Regions from separate parts of the Homo sapiens genome. Here region 2 is linked to region 1. The links are chromatin loops, found by intact Hi-C in ENCODE. Cell type or tissue: K562. All regions are shown on one strand. Links, peaks and the distances in the headings refer to the core of each region. The heading gives the core; the rest is flanking DNA. Region 1 holds the start of LOC105369964 (a long non-coding RNA gene). Region 2 has its middle 10 kb from the start of PWP1.

The links. A loop is a pair of places that touch in the nucleus more often than their neighbours do. Peaks named below come from ENCODE experiments on the same cell type or tissue, not always from the same donor. Only the 100,000 strongest peaks of a DNase experiment are listed, where the experiment ranks them.
Region 2: it touches region 1 in a loop (3-fold over the local background); 4 of 110 quality-filtered maps call a loop at or near these places.

What each region holds. Positions count from the first base shown.
Region 1 is chr12:107,905,791-107,918,173 of GRCh38, reverse strand. It overlaps LOC105369964 (a long non-coding RNA gene), which reads right to left and starts at 5,423. Exons shown (of 4, transcript XR_945320.2): 1 at 4,216-5,423; 2 at 3,487-3,540; 3 at 3,152-3,360; 4 at 1,886-2,383. In K562, for the core only: CTCF peaks have their summits at 5,242 and 5,671 (motif pointing left); DNase peaks (open chromatin) are centred at 3,533, 5,263 and 5,663; H3K4me3 peaks cover 460 bases; H3K27me3 peaks cover 2,165 bases.
Region 2 is chr12:107,669,307-107,681,689 of GRCh38, reverse strand. No RefSeq gene overlaps it. Among named protein-coding and RNA genes, the nearest start is that of PWP1, 10 kb to the left of the region's middle. In K562, for the core only: a CTCF peak has its summit at 5,251 (motif pointing left); a DNase peak (open chromatin) is centred at 5,244; H3K27me3 peaks cover 2,537 bases.

The DNA of each region.
Region 1 (12,383 bases), core at 1,852-9,851:
CTGGGTGCTGGGTCTCTGGGTCCTGTGGGCTCAGGGGCCCATATTTCTCAAGTTCTGCTCTGTGTCCAGCTGAGGGCACTGACCCCACTGCCACAGTCCCCAGTGCTCAGATGCCAGGGAGGTAGAGGGCTGTGTGCCAGGGCACAGCCAAGGCATCCTCCACTGCTCTGGGCCACAGGTGGGCAGCTGAGCCCCACATCCCACTAACACCAGGTCCTGGGATTTCTGGCTCTGCCCATTTTTTCTCTCAGCCTCCATTCCAACCACGTGGATCAGCAAGGAGGAGCACCATGCTGTCCCTTCACCTTTGTCCATCCTCCTTTTCTCCCCGTCATCTTCTGCAGAGGAGATCCCAATAGGAGCCCCTCACAGAGTTATGAAGGGCAAATGGGATAACTCAAGTAAAGTGCAAAGCAGGTACACAGTAGTGCTCAAGAAATGGGAGCCACTACTACATCTTCATCATCACCATCAGGACAGGCACACGGTAGTGAGTGCTCAAGAAATGGAAGCTGTTACTGCATCTTCATCATCACCATCAGGATAGGCACACAGCAGTGCTCAAGAAATGGAAGCCAGTACTACCATCTTCATCATCACCAACACGACAGGCACACAGTGAGTGCTCAAGAAATGGAAGCCATTACTGCCATCTTCATCAGCACAATCAACCAGAGAAAGAGCCCACTATGTTTGAGAAAAGCATTTATATGTTGATAAAAATTTCCTTGTTATATTTATCATTTACAGTCAGTAGTAAGAACATTAAAAAGTTAAAATATAGGTGCCAGATGTTAGTTTCATTCCTGTGAATTTATTGAAATAACAGACAAGTAAATACAATTCTATTTGTCAGTGAAAAATATTTTTTAAAATCTTGTCAAGTGTAAATTTTACTAATAGGGTAAGTCCTCACCTAATGTCATTAACAGATTCTTGGAAACTGCAACTTTAAGTGAAACAATGTACTACAACACCGATGTTACCATAGGCTAATGGATATTAACTAGAGTTAAGTTTCTACAGGCATATTTCTGGCCACAAAAACATCACCAAACTTTTTTTTTTTTTTTTTTTGAGATGGAGTCTCGCTCTGTTGCCCAGGCTGGAGTGCAGTGGCGCAATCTTGGCTCACTGCAAGCTCCGTCTCCCGGGTTCACGCCGTTTTCCTGCCTCAGCCTCCCGAGTAGCTGGGACTACAAGCACCTGCCACCACGCCCAGCTAATTTTTTCTATTTTTAGTAGAGACGGTGTTTCACTGTGTTAGCCACGATGGTCTCGATCTCCCGACCTCGTGATCCGCCCCCCTCAGCCTCCCAAAGTGCTGGGATTACAGGCGTGAGCCACCGCGCCCGGCCAAACATCACTAAACTTCTAAATGAAGACCAAAACATTTCTAGTATTAAACATTGAAATAAATGTGAGCTATACATACACTTAAGAAAGATTAATAAAAACAAGTAAGATAATCATTAACCCAGTAATTCCAATTCAGGGTTGCAGGTGGCCACAGCCTATCCTGGCAGCTCAGGGCACAAGGCAATAAACCACACTGGACAGGATGCCATCCCCTCACAGAGCACACTCACACCCACACCCACACTCACTCAGATGGGGCCATTTTATTTATTTTTTTTGAAACAGAGTCCCTCTCTGTCACCCAGGCTGGTGAGCAGTGGCGTGATCACAGCTCACTGCAGTCTTGACCTCCCAGGCTCAGGTGATCCACCCACCTCAGCCTCCCAAGTAGCTGGGACTACAGGGGTGCACCACTACCCCCCGATAATTTTTGTATTCTTTGGAGAGATAGGGTTTCACCATGTTGCCCAGGCTGGTCTTGAACCCTTGGGCTCAAGTGATCCTCCCTCCTTGGTTTCCCAAAGGGCTGGGATTACAGGTGTAAGCCACCACACCTGGCCCAGACTGGGCCCATTTAGACATGCCAATTCACTTGATGTGCACATCCTGGGAATATGAGAGGAAACCAGAGAGCCAGAGAAAACCCATGAACACATGGGGAGAATGTACAGACTGCACCCAGATGATGGCCTTGGCTGGGAATTGATTTTTCTTTTTCTCACCAACATTATAATGAAACATTTTAGTATTATTCCAGGACCTGCTGTACAGTAACTTTAAAGGACTGAAGAGCAGAAAACTGACATTTATTGACTGTCTACTATTTCCAAGAGCTACCATTCCCAGCCACTTTTTAATCATCACCACAACTTTATAAGGCAGGGATTATTAGCCCCGTTGTTGGAGAGAGGCTCAGAGAAGTGAAGTGACTTGTCCAAGGTCACACAGCAAGTGAGATGACCAGAACTTAAACCTAGGTCTGTCTGAGTTCAGCCCTTCACAAATCACCATGCTGCCTCCCTCTCTTCAAAACATAAAGCAAACAAATAAAACAATTCACTATTTGCCTGGGAAATTGTTGGCAAGAGCAAGACAGGATTGGAGGAAAATGTATTCCCAGACATACTGTAAACCTCCTGACTCCACTGGACAACTTCTTTTGGGGCCTGAGAGCAACAGTTGCTGGGATTCCCTTCATCCACCACAGCATCAGGTGTGGGCCAGGGTCTGGTTGCTGAAGGGTCCAGCCAGAGGTCCCAACCATCCCATGTCTGTGCCACCCCTGGTGCAAGGGACAGTAGATTCTCCCAGGCAGGAGCAGAGAACCACTGGGACTAACATGCAGGCACCGGAGAAATGGATTGTGTGTGTGTGTGTGTCTGCTCTGTGTGTGTGTATATATATACACACATATATGTGTATATATACGTATATATACACATATGTATACACACATATATATACACACATATGTATATATACACATATATGTATACATATATGTATATATGTGTGTGTATGTGTGTGTGTGTGTATATATATGTCTGTTTTTCTCCCTCTTTTCCTCCATCCTCTCTCTCTCTCCATTCCTTCTTAGCCCTGTCCCTGACCCTGTCCTTCTGCCTCCCTCTCTATCTTCCTCTCCCTCTCCCTCTTGGTTCTCTCCCTTCTCACTCTCCCCTTGAATTGCTCCCCCATCTCTGCTTCTCTCTCTACTTGCTGCTCCATCTTTCCCAAATGTCCTCCCAGTGTCCAGGGCAGATGTCACCACTCAGTTCCCTAGCTTACATACCCTCACACACCATTCCTGCACAGACAGACCAGCATTCATAAATCCTAAGTCTTAGTTCCCGGGAGAGAAGCAAGAGTGGGCCCAATGCGGGTCAAGGGTCCACCCCAGGTCTTCTCGGCCATGCCAAAAATTCAGCTGCCTCCAGGAGACTCTCCATCACCTTCTCCTTCTTCTCCTCCTTCCCATCACATTCCAATGAACTCCACGACCTGCACAGGATGAAGGCAGGTCAGGACCTGTGTTTTGTCTAGGCTCGAAGCCTGGTTAGGCCCTAGCTCAGTGCGTGGACTATGGAGCCAGACCACATGGGTTCAAATCCCACTTCAGCAACTTACAAGTCGGTGACCTGGGCCAGGGGGTTAATCCTTTGAGTGTCTCAGCTCCTCCATCTGCAAAACAGAGATAAGAATAGTGCCCCCTCCTCAGAGCTGTTGTGAGGATAAAATGCAGATGAGTATATGCGAGGAACTCAAAACAGCGCCCAGCACACAGAAAACCCTGTGTTGTCGATCACCATCATCTTTACATGATGACAGAGGCAGAGCCCAGGCAGCCCCTCAAGAGGCCAGTCAATACCCTCCAGGAACACATGTGCAGTGGAGCAAGTTGGGTTTATTACTCCTTGCAGGGACAAAAAGCATGCACCATGGGGGAACTGTGGGGTGTCAGTTTTAGGTTGGTCATTTGGGGCTAGGTGTCAGTAAGCAGTGGCTCCATAGTGATTGGATGCTGCCACGAACCCACTGGAAGGAAGAAACTCCGGATACATCTGAACATCTGAAGGAACAAACTCCGGACACACCATCTTTAAGAACTGTAACACTCACCACGAGGGTCCGTGGCTTCATTCTAGAAGTCAGCAGACCAAGAACCCACCAGAAGGAACCAATTCCGGACACACCAGGGGCAGATATTACACTATCTAGTTCATGTAGGGGGCAATGTCTCCTCATGCAGCAGGAAATGGGGAATGATGGAGGCCCGTTCCAGGACATGCTAGGAAATTCCCAAGGAAGTGGGGGCTATGCCCAGGGAGGTTGCATAATCTTGAGCAAATCACTTACACATACATCTTCGCCCATTCTCCAAGCAAGCTTTGCTTTACAGGACCCCTGGCAGCCATTTTTCCTAGCAGCCTTAAACAGAGGAAATTCCAGCTCAGAAAACTCAAATTTCAATTTTTGAACATGAAAATAGCAGGAAGGACCTGGAAGGCCACTTACAGCAGCCCAAAGAGTGAGGAAGTTAGATGCTGCCTGGAGGACTTCCCAGCCCTCTCCTCAGCCCAAGGAGAAGAGGATAAATCCCTCTCTGCCCCACACTGTCTCCTTCCCTGTCAGCAGAGGAAAGCCTGCTGGAGAAAGAATGGAAGGTGCCCCTTACAGGGCTGGGCAGAAGCAGAGAGGATTTATTCCAAGGGGTAGCCTCGTCCTGCAGAAATGGAGCCCTCCAGGGATCTGGATAGACTCCTGGGGACAGGCTAGTGCCTTCTTAGAGTGCAGCCTTTAACCCTAGGGGGACTGGGAGGAGGAAGTGCAAGACGCCTGGCAGGTTCTGCGCTTCCAGGATGAGCTGCTTCCAAACCATGAAAACATATCATCATTTGAAAGGGATGTGGGGCTTCAAGGCTTGTAGATGGAATACATATGACAACCATAACATAAAGAGCCACATGAATGTATATGACTGTTAGGCTTTCACATATTACTCGAGTTGGTAAGATACACCTCTTATTAGACTGAAAAGTGTGGCATAAATATTCTAATCCCCAGAACAACCACCTAAAAATAATTCCATACACATTCAAGACAAAATGGATAAAATGAAAAGTCCTATGTCAAGGAGATAAGACTAATGCAACCAAAACCATCTACATACAGGTTATGGGTGAATAAACATCCACCCAGAAGTTTTCATTTCTCTTGGGCAAATACATGGAACAGGATTGCTGGGTTATAAGGGAAGCATGTCTCTCTCCACCTGTCCTCCCCACCACAAGAGACCCCGTCAGAATCTGTTTAGCCCTTGAGGGGCTCTTCCCAATTCCGCTGGAGAAAGGGCAGGACATCTCGAGGGTGCTGACCCCAAAGCTGCCACCTGATGGCGCAGCAGTTCTCGCCCTCCTAGCCCAAGGGATCCCCGTCCTACGCCGTCCCCTGTCAGCGCTGGGGCCCCAGTGCGGGAGGGCCAGCTGCATTTCCCCATGAGCCTGTCTCCCTCATACCAAACACCCTCCACCGGCAGCTGCCCCCTGTGCACATTCCTAGGGTGATCTCTGCCCCCTCCCTTTCCTCCCCGGTGCGCCTTCCTTGCGGGTTCCATGAGCATGCGCGCCCATTCTTGGCTCACACATTCCAAAGGTGCATCCCAGCAACAGGCCCAACAGTGCAGGATGAGCCTTTGGCTGAGTTGGCAGCCAAGGAGAACTCGCCAACCTCGCTGTGCTGCCAAGACCTGACTTGACACTACTGCTCCCCTTTGCCCGTTACCCGTGAAAGCTTTGCTCCACAGCGCCCCCTGCAGGGGGCTGGCAGGGCAGCTGGCTGCCTGCCCTTGGCCCGTTCCTTGGCTGCCCCGGCTTCTGCACTTACCCTTGGTCCTGGACCAACTCCAAGAATTCAGTGACTTTACACTGGCTTTTCTTAGAGCCTCTTGGAGACAACATCCTAAGATACTGCAGACCCTGTGTTTTGTTTTTGGTTTTGAAGGCCCTCTGAGGGCCCTCAAATGGACCCTGAGGAAATGGATACCTGAGCAGGACAAGGACCTTGGAGTCACAGAGGTTCTCGATAATTAGAGAAAGGGGCCTGATGATACTGGGGGTGCACAGATCACATTTAGGTCCTTGAGGGTCAATGGAGGCCTCTCTTCTGTCGTGCCCAAGTCTGGGCCTCTGCAGAGAGACCTCCATGCCCAGAAATCAGAAGTCAGATTGAACAAGAAATCCCAGCCTTTCTAGGTGAGCTCCTGCCCCCAAAATGCTGTCTCCAGCTCACACAGCACCACAGGAGGTTTCCCGCCACTGAAGAGGAGGAGGGGGCCAGCCTCATTCCTCTCCCGGCTGCCCCTCCGGAGCTCAAAGACAGTGAGTGAGGAGGGACCCTGGTCTCCCTCTTTGGCTACAGAGGTTTCCCAGAGGAAGATCTGGAGTGAAAAGGCAGCAGATGCAACACAAGGGCAGAAACTCACCTCCAAGAATGGCTCCCTCGCATCCACAGTACTGGCCCCTTCGATGCAAGTTTCCTCTGCTGCCATGCAGGCGAGGGGAGCCTCTGACGCTGTACCTCCCTCCCAGCTGGGGTTCCGACTCACGGCTGAAGACCTGGACCTGGAGAAGGAAACAGTGCTGCTATGCATCAAAAGTGCATTGTGGGGTGAGGCCAAGGCCATCCGGGACTGGGGAGCCTTGCAGCCTTCCCATATTTTGCCACCACCTGCGGCAGCAATGGCTCCTCTGCCCACTGCCTCTCCAGACCCCCTCCACCCTCTGGGACTAATGCACAGGAGGAGGGACGCAGGACGCAAGACTGCCCAGGCCCAGTAGCCCTCCTGGAATCTGCTGCAGTGGCTACCTCTATGCCTCCTGTGTCTGGGAGGAAGCACAGCTCACCAGGGCCCCTGTTCTCCCCCTTAGAGCTCCATCCAGTCACCTCTTCATACTTCCTGGTCTCAGCCTTGCTGACCCTGCTCCCTCCTCATCATCAGGCAGATACAGAGCACTGCAGCAAAAAAGAGAGGGGTCCCAAGCACCACACACTTCGTGGGGGAAGCTTGGGCCTGAACAGCAGTAGTCCCTGTAGCCAGAGCACCCAAACCATGGGACCCAGCGCCAGGAATAATTGTTCGCAGGCACTGTTGCCCATGCTTTTTAAGCCACATCCCTAGAGGGCTACCCAAGCAGAAACCCCACATTTCAAGTTGGGGGCCTAATACCACTTGCAAGCAAGGCTGCCCCTAGGTGCATGCCTGCGCCAGCCTCTGACCCTAGGAACCGTACTTCCCATGTGGGCACAGAAAGGCAGAACCTCACCTTTAGGTCTCCCTCATCCCCTGTCCAGGGTTCTGCAGGGCCTTCCTCCTCCAGGTTGGGTTCCACTCCCTTGGGGTCCAAGAGGGAAATGCTGGTCTGAGAGGAGAACTTCCTGGAGCCAGTGCCCACCCATCCCCCCAGGCTGGACTTTGTGTGAGCCTGTTTAGTTGGGAAATGCAAGGCTAGCCCCTACCTCTGCCATCCTGGAGGGCTAGAGATATAGCATTCCAGTCCCACCCCTTCCCTCGAAGCTTTAGTCTGAAAGTAGGTAGTTTGAGGCTCTTAAATTGTCCTATCCCAGTGGTCAGAGTCCTCATAGCAATAGACAGAGGTAGCATTCCAGTCCCACCCCTTCCCTGAAGATTTAGTCTGAAAGTAGGTGGTGTGAGGCTCTTCAATTGTCTTATCCCAGTGGTCAGAGTCCTCATAGCAATAGACAGAGGGCCCTTGGTTTATTTCACTCCAGTCCTGAAGCAGGTGGGATACTCCCTGCTGCCTACAGTTGACTCTCCTCTCCCGTTTTTTCCCCCAGAACCCTTGTGTGTCTTCTGTGTAACTTATAATAAAGCTTTGTTATTGCTTCTGTACAATAAGAATTCTCATGTCTCTGCTCCATAAATCAAGTGTGAAGAGAGTATTGACTTACATGAGCAGTGACAGATTTAACGGATTAAAATTTCCTGTAACCTACCTAATGGGGTGTGGAAAGCAGCACAGCTCAATGGCTAAAAGGACTCAGTATTAAATAGTGTTTGGGGTTTAAGGGATGGTTTGGGTTTAAGCCCAGGATCAAGTGGCCCCAGGGAAGGCACAGGCGGGGGACTCATCCCTGCCTGTAAGCACAGGTCTCTGACTTGGAGTAGACTGGATCATCCCTAGAAGTCCAGACTCTACACGTTTAGTCTTTTTTAATGTGGATTGCTTTTTCAAACATTTTTGCTTTTAATTCAAACTTGGACAAATCACTTACACATATATCTTACCTAGAGAACATAGGCCCAGCATCAAGTCTCCTGGCCTGGGGCAAACAAGGAAGAAAACTCTCTTCTGTAATCAATAGAAAATTAAGTCTAACTGGATAAAGAATATGTGCTACATATACACCATGGAATACTAGGCAGTCATAAAAAGGAATGAGATCATGTCCTATGCAGGGATGTGGAGGGCGCTGGAGGCCATTATCCTCAGCAAACAAACGCAGGAACAGAAAAGCAAATACCACCTGTTCTGGCTTATAAGTGGGAACTAAATGATGTGAACACATGGACACATGGAAGGGAACAACACAGTGGGGCCTGTCGGAGGGTGGGGAGTGGGAGGAGGGAGAGCATCAGGAAGTATGGCCAATGGATCCCTAGGTGATGGGATGATGTGTGCTGCAAACCACTGTGGCACATGGCATAGGTTTACCTACGTAACAAACCTGCACATCCTGCACAGGCACCGCTGAACTTCAAAGTTGGAAATGTTTAAAAATCTTTTAAAAAGGGAAGGAAAAAAGCTTAATCCTAAGTCTAGAATGTGACATAGTTCAGATTAATTCTTTTCATCTTAAAAGAATCAACTTCTGCCTAAAAGAAGCAGAGTACCTCTAAGTATGTATCTTCCTTTTTTCAAGATTTAGCATGGAGGGCTGTTTGCAGAAAGAGACTACAAAATTCATGATATTTTAACTAAAATAAGGGTAAAAAGTTCATACCCACCCTATAAAGTGCGCATTCACAAGTGATGGACAGGGATAAAGATCTCAGGTAATTTGCCTGAAGTCACCCAAGTAATTAATAACAGGTCTTGGGTACAGAAGATAAGCTGGATTCTAGTCTAAACCACAAGGGCTACAATTCTACCACAAGTTGGGCTGACCCCGAGGCCCAAGCTGTGTCTCCACCCCACCCAAGTGCTAAAAATGCAACCCTTGTAAACCATGTCGCCACTCAGGAAAGTCATCTTACACATGGTAGAAAAAGGCAAGTGCTTTATATCAGTTTATTAAAACATGTATCGAGTGATGATTCTGTGCTAGACCTCTATGCTGGGCACTGAGCATAGAGAGCTGAAAGGCAAGTCTTTTTCTCGGGGCAATTACAATCTAGTGAGACAAATGGATGAAGAACCAATAATGAGAACTTAAGAAATACACGCTAGAGGGAACACTAACCAAGGCTGGGGAAGTTGAAATTGGAGCTGGATATCAAAAGAAGGAGGAAGCAGCCAGGTGGTAAAGGGACATTTTCAGAGAAGGAAGAAGGAGTTTGAGTCAGTGGGACCCTCCACAGAGCTCTCTGAGCTCCTGATAAATACCTATTGAATGAATGAATGAATTGAATGTATAAAAACAAATGAGTATTGTCCAAATCTGAGATATGCCAAAGTCTTGGTTCTTTAGCCTCTAGGGAGTCTGTCACTTGTGACAGAGGCTCAGGCGCATGTATACCTCCCCACACCTTCCCTGCCTTGCTTCTCCCAACAAAGCAGCTCACATTTGCTTTCATACTGGCTACACTGGGGTTTACCTTTGATGTGGCCACCCCTCAACAACACTAAATGAGCTCCTAGGAAGTGCTGAATCCTAGTGCTGAATCCCAGAGCACAGGCTCTGGGGCAGGCTGTGCTGGGTTCAAATCTCAGCACTGCCATTTAATGGCTGAGTGAGCTTGGGCAATGGGGTCAACAACAGTACCTGCCTCAGAGAGTGGTAGGGAGGAAAACATGAGGTGCCTTCTTCAAAGTGCTCAGCAGAGACTGACAAGGTTAAGACATAGGCCACTCAGGCAGGGAGCACAAAATCTAGCCCTAGACTAGACTGGCAATGCGTAGCCAGTTATCTCAGGTTTGCACACACTCAGAACTGGCACAATGCAAATCAGACACCTCTTCCAGACAAAACAGCAAACATGAGTGAAAAAATGGAAGACTCTCATCACTAGTGTGCTGAGACAACAGACAACAACAACTCTTGTCTGTTGAGGATTTGCACTGCACTCAGCCATAATACAGAGCTTTCTCCTGGAAATGTGGTTTATTTCATGATCCAAATGTTGATCCTTTAATCTGTTTCCTAAGAAGCTGCAAAGGAAAAGTGAAGTGAGGAAATGGAGTAGAGAAAAGGAGAGAATATTTTGCCCCATACTTTCAGGTCGTTGACTCTGTGTTGGCTGCTGGGTGTGAGTGACTAGAATCAACTCTTTCTCCTTTCCTATTTTTCTCCTTTCCTACTTTTTCTCCTTTCCTGTTTTGTGTGAAGAATCTAATCCAAGTTCTAAGTCTGAAAAAGGTGTATGAGTATATTAATAGCAATTTCATTTTCCTGACCTCCAATAAATACATGACAAGTAAATATTGCAGAATGATGACTAAAGGGTGCCAAATTATGAGCCTGCCCATATATTCCATGGCTCTCATAGGTGGGCTCTGTGTCAGATTCAGGAAAGGTTGAAATGACTGTGAGCTGCTATTGTAACCTTGGTAGTGGTGGTGGTGGCCACCTGCACAGAGTCATTCTTTGTTGTTAAAAGGAATAGGTCATAGCCCAGAGATGTAATTTTTCAGCCCATGTGGTTCAATGGAGAGAAATATAGCAGAGGCACAAAGTCAGATAGCTGCTCCTCAATAAGAAACCCCAACCACATTTCCAAAATGGAAAAGCTAAGCTGTTCTGAATCAGCTCTTTGCATGCATCTGATGTAGAACTTTCTTCCCCCAGCTCTGCAGTCACTGTACTTCTCAGCTGCATCAAGGTAGCCCCAGTGTTTGTCCCAATTGCTACAGAAACTATGATTTCAAATCCAGAAACTCCTGATGAATCTTAGGGCCTGGAATGAGGCTCTGATTAATTGAATTTTCCAGTTATTTGAGTACTAATCAGAAAATCCTTTGCCTTTCAGTTCCTGTGGCTGAGAATCTTCCAAGAAGTATGTTGGTTCCCTCTTCTCATTCTTCACAGCTCCATCACTGAGGAGTTGGGCAGCCTTTCACAGGTTACTTAATGTAATTGCTACAGATGATCGTGTAGCAAATTACCACAAATTTATCAGTTTAAAATAACATATATTGATTATTGTGCAATCTCCACATGTGCGCATGTACACACACACGCACACACATACAGACACAGACACATGCTTAACCAGAAATGGGGAACTAGTGGTACAGACAGGTTCCTAAGAGAGCCCAAAAGATGACTTCCTCGTCTCAGGGAATCAGAATAAGTAATATTTGAGCTGGGTCTAGGAGAGTAAGAAGGAGACCACCAAGGGTCATTATTACACACTTAGAATACTGACTGAAGTGAATTAAGATTTACTGCTCAAAAAACATGACAGAAAAACACTCAAAAGCAGCTTTTCTCACCTGGGTGGTCATCTGTAACATGAAAAACTTATCATCCTTATCCAAATATTAATTATTACACCAAAATTATAAGGTAGATATCAAAAGGGCAGTCATCCCTATAAGGCAAATTTGTACACTTCCTGGCAACGTGGATAGTGGTTCAGATTTCTAGCAGCTGCTGATGCCAAGCCTAGGCAGTAACTAAGCAAGGAACAGAAACCGAGGAAAAAAGAAAAGAAGGGGAAACCTAAGTTTTTGACTCACAAGACAGGTTCTGCTCCCACAGATATCCTTCTGAGAGCTCCCAGGCCCAGAGCTATCTAGAGGGAACATGAGACTATCCACTATCCACAATCCATCATTGCAAGACTGAATAAACAAAACGTGGTCTATGCATTCAGTGGAATATTACTCAGCCATAAAAAGGAATGAAGTACTGTCTTAGTTTGGGCTGTTATCACAAAATACCATAGACTAGGTGGCTTACAAACAATTGAAATTTATTTCTCACTGTTCTGGAGGCTGGAAATCCTAGACCAGGGTGCCAGTATGGTCAGGTTCTGGTTAGTAGCCTCTTCAGGATTTCAGACTGCTGACTTCTCACTATGCCCTCACATGGTGGAAAGAGGATGCCAGAGCTCTCTAGGGTCCCTTTTATAAGGGTACTAATCCCATTCATGAGGAGTCTGCCCTCATGCCTAATTGCATACCCAGGGCTCCATCTCCTAATACCATCACGTTGAAGGTTAGGATTCAACATATGAGTTTGGGGGTAACAGAAACATTCAGTCCATTGTAATTACTAGTACATGCTACAATGTGGATAAACCTGGAAATCATACTATTTTTTTAAAAGCCATTCAAAAAATA
Region 2 (12,383 bases), core at 1,873-9,872, 240 kb after region 1:
GAGGATTGTTTGAGACCAGGAGGTTGAGGCTGCAGTAAGCCATGATTGCATCACTGCACTCCAGCCTGGGTGACAGAGTGAGATCCTGTCTCAAAAAAGAAAAATAAAAAGTAAAAAAAAGAAAACCCTGAGTTGCAGGTTTGGTGCTCCCTTCTTGCAGAGTCCAATAACAAGAATGAGGTCTGGTATAAAAAAAGTAAACTTTGGCCGGGTGCAGTGGCTCACGCCTGTAATCCCAGCACTTTGGGAGGCCAAGGCCGGTGGATCACCTGAAGTCAGGAGTTTGAGAGCAGCCTGGTCAACACGGTGAAACCCTGTCTCTACTAAATACACAAAAACTAGCCAGGCGTGCTGGCACATGCCTGTAATCCCACCTACTTGGGAGGCTGAGGCAGGAGAATTGCTTGAACCTGGGAGGCGGAGGTTGCAGTGAGCCAAGATCGCACCATTGCTCTCCAGCCTGGGTGAAGAAGCAAGACTCTGTCTCAGAAAAAAAAGAAAAAAAAAAAGGACTTTTTATTCCAAAGCTAGCTAGCTTAAGGGAAGAAGTATAGGCTTCCTGCCTTAAGGTACCACTTCACTTCTGGGGCAGAAAGCTGGGGCTTTTAAAGGGGGATGTGGCATGAATGGCATGCATGGGAGGGGGCAGGCAAGTAGGGGCCAGGCAAGTAGGGGCCTATGTGACTTGCTTCAGTGCCTTAACTACCAGATGGTTGAGCTGGTGCTTCATGGGCAGAATTAAGTTGTAAAAATGGCGCTTGTCTCCAGATACTCTCCAGGTGAGAGAGTGTTTTGTAGGAGACACCCCATGGTTGTAAATTGACTGTTGTCTCTTGAGGCAGGCTCCTGGTGGGAGAAATTTCCACTCTGGAGCTTTTAAGCACATAGTTAGATAAGCTTGCCCTGTAGAGAGTATCTGGTGAAGGGAAGGTAAAACGTTATAATGGCATTTCTAAAGAGCTAAGTAGGAAGTGGGGAACAGGGGAAAAGGAGAAAAGAGAAAAGAATAATGAAATTTAAAAAATAACTCATTCTCTTAAAAAATGGGGGTGCCTGGTTACATTTCTGTCATCCAAGTTGGAGTGCAGTGGCATGATCATAACTCATTGCAGCCTCGAACTTAACCATTTTTAAGAGTATAGTTTAGTGGTAGTAAGTACTAAATTGCTGAGTTTTGAGGTCATCTTTTAATGCAGCAATAATAAAGCAGGTGAGAAATGTGCTGTATTTAGAATAGAGCGCATGAACTGATTTCTTAGCAGAGGCTGATGTATTAACCCCTGGCTAGGCTCACGTGGGCTCACCTTGTATACGGGAATGGGCTTAGGTTTGAGTATTTGACTCTAGGTCTTTTGCCCCCGTGGGTTGCCTTCTCATGAGCCAGCTTCTGCTCCATGATGGCCCAGTCCCTGTCAGGTTTGCTGTCACAACCAGCATGGTGCCTGGTGCAGGGTGGGCTCTTGATAAATCATAGTTGTTAAATGAGTGAATAAGTTAAATAACAGAAGGTAAGCTAGGACTCCAGTTATTTTGGGCTTGCTAAACTCAGCCTCTTTTACAGGACTTATTTCCGACATTCTGCCACTTCAGCCCAAGCTGTGAATTCCCTTTAAAAATGAAAATCCCATGGCAGCAGGTATGATTAATTCCTTATAATGAGAATTGAAAGAGATTGAGCTTAAGTAGCTCTGTTTCTAAGCCTGATTCTTAGGAACTGATGAACATATTTAAGTCAGAAAAGTCTCTTTGCCAGAGGCCAGAATAAATGTCGTTGGTGGCACGTTGGCTATTCTTAGTTAAGGGTCCCAGAGGATCGAATCCTGGGCCATGCCAGGCTCTTGTTATACCCTATAGCTCAGTGTCATCTGTACTGAGGCTCATAAACATTTTTTTCTAAATGGGCTTGAGTGCTGGGAAGGAAATGAAGCCTATGGTACCCTCCTCCCCCATTGCACGAGGCTCTGTTTCTTGCTCCTCCTCTAGCTGACCCTACAATATTAGCTGATAAGGAGTGGAAGGAATGATAGCTACCACTTACCAAGTGCTAGAGACTTATACCATGAATAGATTTGACAGTGACAAAATCAGGTGTACAAAAATGAAACTTGATTTTTCTAGAACTGAATTGGCATTTTCACAAGGACGAGAGCCGTGAGAGTCTTGTTACCACAGTATTGCCAACACCTGGCAGAGTGCCTGGCACAGCAAATGTCACTAAATATTCGTTGAATAAATGAATAATATTAGAGTTCTAAACTGAAGTTCAAATACATTAGGAAGGCTAGGCGTGGTGGCTCAAGCCTGTAATCCTGGCACTTTGGGAGGCCGAGGTGGGTAGATCACCTGAGGTCAAGAGTTTGAGACCAGGCTGGCCAGTGAAACCTTGTCTCTACTAAAAATACAAAAATTAACTGTGTGTGGTGGTATGCACTTGTAGTCCCAGCTACTTGGGAAGCTGAGGCAGGAGAATCACTTGAACCTGGAAGGCGGAGGTTGCAGTGAGCAGAGATCGATTGTGCCACTGCACTCCAGCCTGGGTGACAGAGCAAGACTCTGTCTCAAAAAAAAAAAAAAAAAAATCAGGAAACTTGCCCAGCGTCATAGAGTTAGCAATGGCAATATACTAACCCGACTCCTGAGATAGGATCCTGTCTGTCATGTGACACAAGTTTTCTGGTAGAGTTGTTCATCAATTCATTCATTCATTCGTTGGTCTGTCAGGACTCTATTGAATGCAATTGACAGCTAACCGACTCCATTTGCCTTGGGCAAGAAAGAGAATGTATATGCTTAGTAGCTCAAGAACCTACTGACATAAATAGCTTCAGACATAGCTGGATCTAGGGGCTGAAACCACTGTCATCAGGATTGGACCTCTCTTCTATATTTAGTTTCTGTCTTACAATCTGTTCACTTAACATTAAGCCATCAGGAGCTTCAGGCTTGATGCATCTTTACTACTTGCAACCTCGGCAGAAAAAGCACTTGCATTTCTCTCTACTTCTCTCTCATTTGCCTCTTCAGTTCTGGAATGATCACCAGTCACTGTGGTCAGGAGAAGGTGATGCTCTGCTCAGCAAAGCCTGAGCCTCATGCCCAGCCCTGGAGCCAGAGAGAGAATTAGCTGTACAGGGAACACAGAGTTGGCAGCAAGAATTCTCTGGAGGAAACTTGGGGTGCTGCTGTGAGGAGGCAAGAACTGTCACCCATGACATGCAACAATTGTTTTCTTTGCCATCTTTATGCAGGACAGTTTGGGAGACAGGGAGCTACAAAAATGAACATGACACAGCCCTTCCCTCTGAGGGCTCTGTATTCTAATATAGGATCAGAGGTTTATGGTCAAGGGAAAATTAAATAAGACATGCAAGCAAATGTGGTTGTGACAGCCTGATTGGTGACTGCTTCATCCTATTCACCGTCAAGTTGCTGGGTGACAGCTGAGGATTCTGACCATCTACCCTTTACCAGCAACTGCATTCCCTCAGTCCCCTCCTCCTTGATGCCACCACTATCACCACCTGTCAGAAAAACTCCTTTCCACAGACTTGGGTAGTTTTCTGCCCCCTCTAGCTTCTGTGTAACACCTCAGCGTTAAAGTGAAACTTCAACCCTATAAGCTTTCCAACTCAAGTTCTACCTTGGTTTTCTGCTCCAGTCTGTCTCCAGATGACCAGCTATGTGGTTCCAGGGTCACAATCCCAGAGGTGAGGCTATAGCAGTATGAATGAGGAGACAGGGAAGAGGGGTGACAGGGAGCCAGAAGATGCAGTCTTGCTGTGGGTGGTTGGTTAGGGAGGCACAGGGCGGTGGGTAGGGGCGTAGGATGATGAATGACATCATCTGACTTAGATTTCAGGTCATTCCAACTCCCGTGTGTGGAATGTGGGGGTGGGGATGGTGGGGTGGGCAGAGCGAATGTGGGGAGAACTATGAGGAGGTTATTGCAGTAATGAAGGGGCAGATGCCGGTGACTTGGACAAGAGTGTTGCCTGGCGGAATCAAGGGAAGTGGAGAAAGATGCCATCTCCTGATGGGAAGATCTGTCAAGAATTTGTGGCCACATTTAATCTACCACAGCTGAGGAGACTAACGAGAAGAAGGAGGTGACTGATCTAAGACCACACATCATCTAAGCGTCAAGATGGGGGACAGAGCCTGTGTTTTCCGTCTTCAGTCCTGTGTGGTTCCTTCCACACCCACGCCACCTCTTTTGGAAGGAAAGACAGAAATGCGTGCCCAGGGAAAAGTGAAAGGCTCCACCAAAGCCCTGGATATAATGAAATTAATCACATCCTTGCCATCGGAAACCCCACCTGATATGATGTGGCTGTGTCCCCACCCAAATCTCACCTTGAATTGTAGCTCCCATGATTCCCATGTGCTGTGGGAGGAACCTGGCGGGAGATAATTGAGATAATTGAATAATGGGGGTGGTTTCCCCCATACTGTTCTCATCATAGTGAATAAGTCTCATGAGATTTGATGATTTTATAAGGAGAAACCCCTTTCTCTTCATTCTCATTTTTGCTCTTGCCTGCTGCTCTGTTAGACGTGCCTTTCACCTTCCGCCGTGATTGTGAGGCCTCCCCAGCCACGTGGAACTGTGAGTCCACTAAACCTATTTTTCTTTATAAATTGCCCAGTCTCGGGTATGTCTTTATCAGCAGCATGATTCTGAGAGGACAGGGAAATGGACCAGACTGTTCATGAGAAGCAGAGGAAGGATGGGCTGGGCAAAGGTTTTGATCTCCCCATTTGTGATGCCAGAGGAGAAAGGAGGATCTGAGCATGGTTACTGCGCCCCTCGAGCCAGGCTTTGGCAGGCGTCAGTCACCATGTAGGGTCAGGCTGAGTGGACACCGGTCATATGTTTGTCTTCTCCACTAGATGGTCTTTTCCATCTTAGCATGCCCAGGGCCTGGGAGAGAGTACACGCCAAATAAATACTGGAAGAATAAATGGAAGATGACTTCTCAGACCTTGTTAAGGATGGGATGGTGTACTTGTTGCATGGCTGTGAGATTCATCACAGAAGCAAAGAATTTGTTGCCGGATGATAATTACAGCTCCTAAGTACTGCGTTTAGTGTTGAATTCCCATGCCTGGTATACAGAGTGGGTGCTGAGTAAATATTGAATGAATGAATGGTTGAGTGAAACTTCTCAATCCCTCACGTATGAGCCAGATTCATGCTCTTCAATAGAAAAAAAAATTAAATTCTTGGGAACCCAAGAATGCAGAAGTGTGGCTCCACCTAGTGGACACTCCAGGATTATGCCTGGAATTTTTTTTTTTTTTTTTTTTTTGAGAGTAGTTTAGCTCTTGTTGCCCAGGCTGGAGTGCAATGGCAGGATCTCAGCTCACTGCAACCTCTGCCTCCCGGGTTCAAGCGATTCTCCTGCCTCAGCCTCCCGAGTAGCTAGGATTACAGGCATGCGCCACCACACCCGGCTAATTTTGTATTTTTAGTAGAGACGGGGTTTCTCCATGTTGGTGAGGCTGGTCTTGAACTCCTGACTTCAGGTGATCTGCCTGCCTTGGCCTCCCAAAGTGCTGGGATGACAGGCTTGAGCCACCGCACCTGACCCTTTTTTTTTTTTTTTTTTTTTTTTTAAAACAGGGTCTGGCTCTGTCGTCCAGGCTGGAGTGCAGTCGTGTGATCCGCACTCACTGCAACCCTTTCCTCCTGGGCTCAAGAGCTCCTCCCACCTCAGCCTCCCGAGTAGCTGAGCCTACAGGTGCACACCAACATACCTGACTAATTTTTGTATATTTTGTAGAGACGGGTTTCCAACATGTTGCCCAGGCTAATCTTGAACTCCTGAGCTCAAGAATCTCCTGCCTCTGCCTTCCAAAGTGCTGGGATTACAGGCATGAGCCACCACACCTAGCCTATGCCTGGACCTTGAACATTTTTTTCCCACATGTTTTGTTCTGTGTCTTCTCCAGTTGTTCCTGCTTTACCCACTTTGCCACAGACCACCAAGTATGGCAGCGTGGCCCTGCAGGTGGGCAGAAGCCTATCTGGAGCCCTGAAATGGGCAAGAAGCTGTAGGGGGCAGAGTCGACTAGATGAGTTGGCTTAGAGCTGCCAATGCTATGCACAGGACATTGGACCAGGTGTGCTGAGGACTGTCAATAGTTTGCTGTGTGGCCCTGGGCAGCCCACTTTCTGTCTCTGAGCCTCACTTTTATTATCTAAGAAGGCGGAGGCTGAGATCAGACACAGCTGTGATGACTGAGCCCTTTCCTTGTGTCCTCAGGGCTAGTTCTCAGATTCCAACATAGCCTCGCTTGACTGGTGGGGACCATTAGGCTTTAGGTTAAAGTAGGGAGCCCAAGGCTTCACAGCTAATAAGGGTCAAAGCCTGGAATTGAACTTGGATCTGCTTGACTCCAATGCCTGAACCACTCTTTATAGACTTTCTGAAGCCTTTCTATGATTCTGCACATCTACTTGAGTCTGCCCCTCTCCTTATGAGAGGCTACATATGAAAATGGTAAGGGTGGTGGCCTCTGGAGCAGAACTTTCTCAGTTTGAATCCTTATTCTACTTACATACCTACTCCTGAGGTGTGTGACCTTGCGCAAGTCACTCAATCACTCTCCGTTTTGGTTTCCCCATCTGTAAAATAGGAAGATGACAACAAAATGTTGCTATAAAAGTTTACACATGGCACACACCTGTAATCCCAGCACTCTGGGAGGCCGAGGCAGGTGGATCGCCTGAGGTTGGGAGTATGAGACCAGCCTGGCCAACATGGTGAAACCCCGTCTCTACTAAAAATATAAAAATTAGCCGGGCGGGATGGCAGGCATCTGTAATTCCAGCTACTCAGGAGGCTGAAGCAGGAGAATCGCTTGAACCCAGGAGGCTGAGGTTGCAGTGAGCTGAGATTGCACCACTGCACTCCAGACTGGGTGACAGAGCGAGACTCCATCTCAAAATAATAATAATAATAATAATAAAAGTTTGAACACACGCACACATCACTTAGAATGCTACCCAACATATCCAGTTTTTATGTTTTAACTATACATAGTTATACGTATATGTATATAAACATGTAAGTACTTGTATGCTTTAACTATTATTTCCTGCCTCTGAACTTTTGTTGCTCCTTATGATATAGCCTCAAAAAGCTGTAAATTTTGATCTTTAATATTATTTCTAAGTAAGTATATTTATAGTTACAGAGACACACTGACAGGACCAAGGAAAAGAAAGCTTCCTTCAGGTTGTACCCTACTGTAAGGCAATCCTGTCTCTAGGGCACTGTGAATTAATACATAAATTGTATAAATATTGCAATTATATTGTGAATGGTACAAGTACATTGCATTCCATTGCTGGGGGGGGGGGTAAAAGGGATAATTTCTTATATGCAAATATTTATATATCTTATGTGCAAATATTTAAAATAAATAGAAATTTTTATAATCTTATTTTGGCCTCTTTTTGTACTTTTGTACTTTTTTTTTAGTAGATTCGGATTTCACCATGTTGGCCAGGCCGGTGTCAAGCTCCTGACCTCAAGTAATCCTCCTGCCTCGGCCTCCCAGAGTGCTGGGGTTACAGGTGTGAACCACCACACCCGACCTCTTTTTGCCCTTATAATTGGAGCCTCCAAAATGGATGTGACCTGGATTTCTCTTGACCTCCCAGAAGCCCTAATCTAGGCCAAAGTACCAGGATTGGAAGAAGCTAAAAACCCCAGAAATCCCTCTGAAGGGCCGAACTGTCAATACCTGAGCTCTGGTATCATAAGTTGCCCCGTGATGACACAGCCGAATGGGATTGGACTTGGCTCAATCTAGCTCATCCCAGAAGCTGTTCATGTTGCTTTTCCTGTGGTTGGAGAAACCATGGAGGAAGTGCTGGCCCCTATTCCTTCAATATTGCTGTGAATGTTCCTTTGCTTTGCAGTGAATGGAGGCTCAACCCCATCTCCCAGAACAGAGCTTCTTAACCTCAGCACTACTGACATTGGGACTGGAGAATTCTGGGTTGTAGAGACTGTCCCACACAGTGTAGGATGTCCAGCAGCATCCCTTGCCTCTGCCCAATAGTAGCAACCCATTGCCAGCTGTGACAACCAAACACGTCTCTAGACATTGCCAAATCTTCCCCAGTAGAGAACCACTGCCACAGAATAAATAGAAGGATTCATGAGGCAGGTAGTTTGCTAAACTTTGTCCAAGTAATGTGATTAGTCTCCCCTGGTCTGATACTTTAGCGAAGGCCGTGATGATGTTGTGTATAGTGGTAGTGGTGTTGGCGGGGAGAGGTTGGCCTTGTATTATCTGGATAATTGATCAGTCCTCCTTCATGCCATGTTGTAGACAGGACCACGGTCTCCTTTGGGTGAAAAGAAACACTTCTTTGTACTACTGAAAAAGTCATGTTTCATTAATATGATGACAGGGACATAACCTAAAGGCTGAAATCTTAGGAGTTTGGGGCATTCTGTAAAAATCGATTTCTTATTATTACTTTTATATTCTCAGAGGACATTTCTAAGGAAGACATTTCAAATTGTGACTTTTGCCCCCTAGATGTACCATTCAGAAGGCCCCCTTTAAGCTGTCTTAATGCATCTGGGCTGCTCTCACAAAAATGCCATAGACTGGGTGGCTTAAACAACAATTTATTTGTCATGGTTCTGGAGCTGGGAAGTCCAACATCAAGGCACCAGCAGATGAAGTATCTGGTGAGAGCCTGCTTCCTGGTTCATAGACTGCTGTCTTCTCACTGTGTCCTTACATGGCAGAAGGGGTGAGGGAGCTCTCTGGTGTCTCTTTTATAGGGGCACTAATCTCATTCATGTGGGCTACCCTGTCATGACTACGCATCTCCCAAACACCCTGTCTCTTAATACCATCACATTGATGATTATGAATTTTGGGGGAATACAGTCACTCAGTCTATAGCACAAGCCTTACAAAAACTTCCTTCTCTTGAATCCCTTTCTCTGCTCTTTCCCCTTAGTGGCCCATCTGTCCTACTTTGGGCACAAGCTGGTTTTGGCAAACCTCACACATGTGTATGTGCTTTTAGAAAAAGCCCTTAACCTTCTGTGTCATCATTCTCCAGAATGGAATGGTTTTTGTCTAATGATTGGTAAAGAAGCTATTCATAAAGTTGTCAGCAGAAACAGGTGGCTGGAAAGGATGATTGCTTGCACAGTGTTCTAAAGCTTTTTCACAGCGTTCCCCTGGTGAGAGACAGCAGGGTGAAAAAACATCTAATGGGTAAGGTAATTTAACAGAAATTCATAGCGGGTTTGAAAAACATCTCACACCTCTAGTGAGAGGAGAAATCATTGGCAATAGATGGGTGCACAAATGACTTTCAGAAAATGCCTCAGAGAACATGGAGTTCTTAAAATGACTTATTACAGATGAATACAAAGACATCTTAAGGATCTTACCTGAGTCCTGACCATATATATAGATGATCTTTTTTTTTTTTTTTTTTTTGAGAGTCTCGCTGTGTCATCCAGGCTGGAGTGCAGTGGTACGATCATGGCTCACTGCAGCCTCGACCTCTCAGGCTCAAGCAATCCTCCCCACTTCTCCCACTTCAGCTTCCCAAGTAGCTGGGACTACAGGTGTGCACCACCACACCCAGCTAATTTTTTATTCTTTTGTAGAGATGGGGTCTTACTATGTTATCCAGGCTTGTCCCAAACTCCTGGGTTGAAGTGATGCTCCCGCCTTGGCCTCCCAAAGGGCTAGGATTACAAGCATGAGGCACCATGCCTGGCCTAGATTGTCTTTTTTTTCAGGCATCATTTCAAGTATCCTCTGAGAGAGAGGAACAGAAGAACCTGATACCATTGCAGTGACCTGGGAGAACAGAGCAGTCCTTCTCAGACCTCAGTGTGCTCAGCACTGGGCCTCTGGTTAAAATGCAGATTCCATGTAGTAGGTCTGGAATCGAGGCTGACATTCTGCATTGCCAACAAACTCCCAATGATGCAGAAGCGACTGTCCGGCTCCACTTTGGAAAGCCAGGAAGTAGAGTACTTATTTGGGAAAAAGCTACAAATGCTCACACAGTTGGAGAAGCAGTGATCCAGCAGAGAAGTTACTTGACTTGCCCAAAGTTGCAAACAACAGTGAGAGTGAGTGAGATCTGTGGCTGGCGCTCCTGGTTCCTGAGCCCGTGTTCAAGTCTAGATTACGCTGTTTCCCTCATTCCAAGTACAAGGAGTAGCTGCTGCACTGTGACCTCCCCATTGGACAATGAAAGGATTTTACGCCCCACTTCAAGCTGCATCCTACCCAAATCTACCTAATGAGCCATTACCCTTCTTTAAAACAACTGTGTGACCAGACCACTTAGGAGTGTGGAGTGTGACCACTTAGGACTCCACACAATGAGCCAGAACCGTCCAACTCAAGGCTGGTGTTTCTGAAGGCTTGCACTGGGAGGAGCGCCCCCTGCCGCTCAGCCCTGAGTCCACAACCCCACCTGCACGTTGCTCAATGTCCTGACCTCCTGCTGTCTCAACATCAGAGCTATTTACCGATTTCCTCTCTTTGCTAAAACAACAACCACCACAACAACAAACTTCTCATGAACTGGGGTTTCTCAATCTGCCCTCGTACTTTTGCTCCCCAAGAATTCAGTGCTGTATGTACAGTGGGAAATGGAAACAATAGAACCATGTTTCAGCTGAAACTGGCACAGTTAAAAAAAAACACCAACCACGAAAAAACTAGAATGCCTACATAAGCTTGGGGATTTTTTCGTGCTTTATGCTTAAGACGCTTTTGAAAGGTTGCAGCTAAAAGTAAAATTTGTTTTGATAGCATTCTCAGCAACAGAAAGCAAATGAATCTCTTGTCCTCCCCATGGAAGTAAAAAGAAGGAGCCCAGTTGCTGCTCTGGAGAAAGTGGCCATGGAATTTACCTTCTCTGTCCTTAGAATGAAAGGCCTCAAAGCAGCCTTCGTTTGCAGGCTTTGCAGGACTTTGCTGATGTAAAAAGCCTTAGAAGCCGTTGAGTCTTTGAAGTCTTTCTTGGCTCTAACAGGAGGCTAAAAGCCAAGTCTCTCGAATTCGGCTTGTTCCCTGGGCCTGGAAAGAGACTGAAATCCATCTTGGTGGCCACCCAACCACACCTGCTCCACCACACCCTGCGATAACAGAGTGAGACCCGGAGGCCAGGAGATGCCTTTTGGGGGTGTGTCCTTGGTAAGTGAGGCGCATCACTGAGTGACTGTTTGGGGTGAAATCAGCCTTTAGGGAACATTTCTCAGATACTTTTCTTGCTTTACCAAACAAGGCTGAGCATCCAGGTTGGTGGGACCTCGGCCCAATAAAAGCCAAAAATCCGAGTTAGTGTATTAGTACAGAGAAAAACAAAGTGAGTATAAAGAAAAAAGTATTTAAAAAATCTGAGTTAGGAAAGGTGCAGGCTCAGATAAAAGACACAAAATGGGCCAGTCACATCTCCTTCTGGACCCAGTGCCCAGCTGAGCTTGACCATGACAATCAGTAACCGTGGACCTGCCTGCCAGAGGCGCCCGGCTGTCCTGGGGTGGTGGGTCCTCAGTGGCCGTCCGTCCCCACTCCTGCCACCTCATGTCACGCCAAGAGTTGGCTTGGCAGCAACTAAGTCCCCCAAGCTGTGTCTGTGTGTCAAGGAGCACCTTGAGGGACCCTGTCTCCCACATCTCTGTGTCCGCTCTGTGTCCTCTCTGTGTCCTCAGTCCCATTAAACATTGGTCCATCTACATTGAATCCTCACGCCACCCAATACTTCTTTCTCCCCCAAACAATACTCACCAAAAAAAAGACATCCAGAACAAGTAGACCTGTCATCACACCACATCACAGATACACATGACTAACATTTGTCTTAGCCCAGAAAGCTCTTTCTTCCTCCTTCTCTCTTTTTTTTTTTTTGTCTTAGAGACAGGGTCTCACTATGTTGCCCAGGCTGGCCTCGAACTCCTGGGCTGAAGTGAATCTCTTGCTTCAGCCTCCCAATATCTCAGACTACAGGCATATGCCCCCACACCCAGCTGATCATATTTATTATTATTATTATTTTTTGAGACAGGGTCTCATTCTGTCACTCACCCTGGCATGATCTTGGCTCACTGCAACCTCCACCTCCTGGGCTCAAGCCTCCTGAGTAGCTGGGTCTATAGGCACCCACGATGATGCCCGGCCAATTTTTTTTTTTTTTGGTAGAGACGGGGTGTCACTTTGTTGCCCAGGTTGGTCTCAAACTCCTGGGCTCAAGCAATCCGCCTGCCTCGGCTTCCCAAAGTGCTGAGATTACAGATATGAGCACTGTGCCTGGCTTGATCATATTTTTCAAAGCAGTGGAGAGGAGAGAAGCATCTTATTCTCTCCCCTCTCTC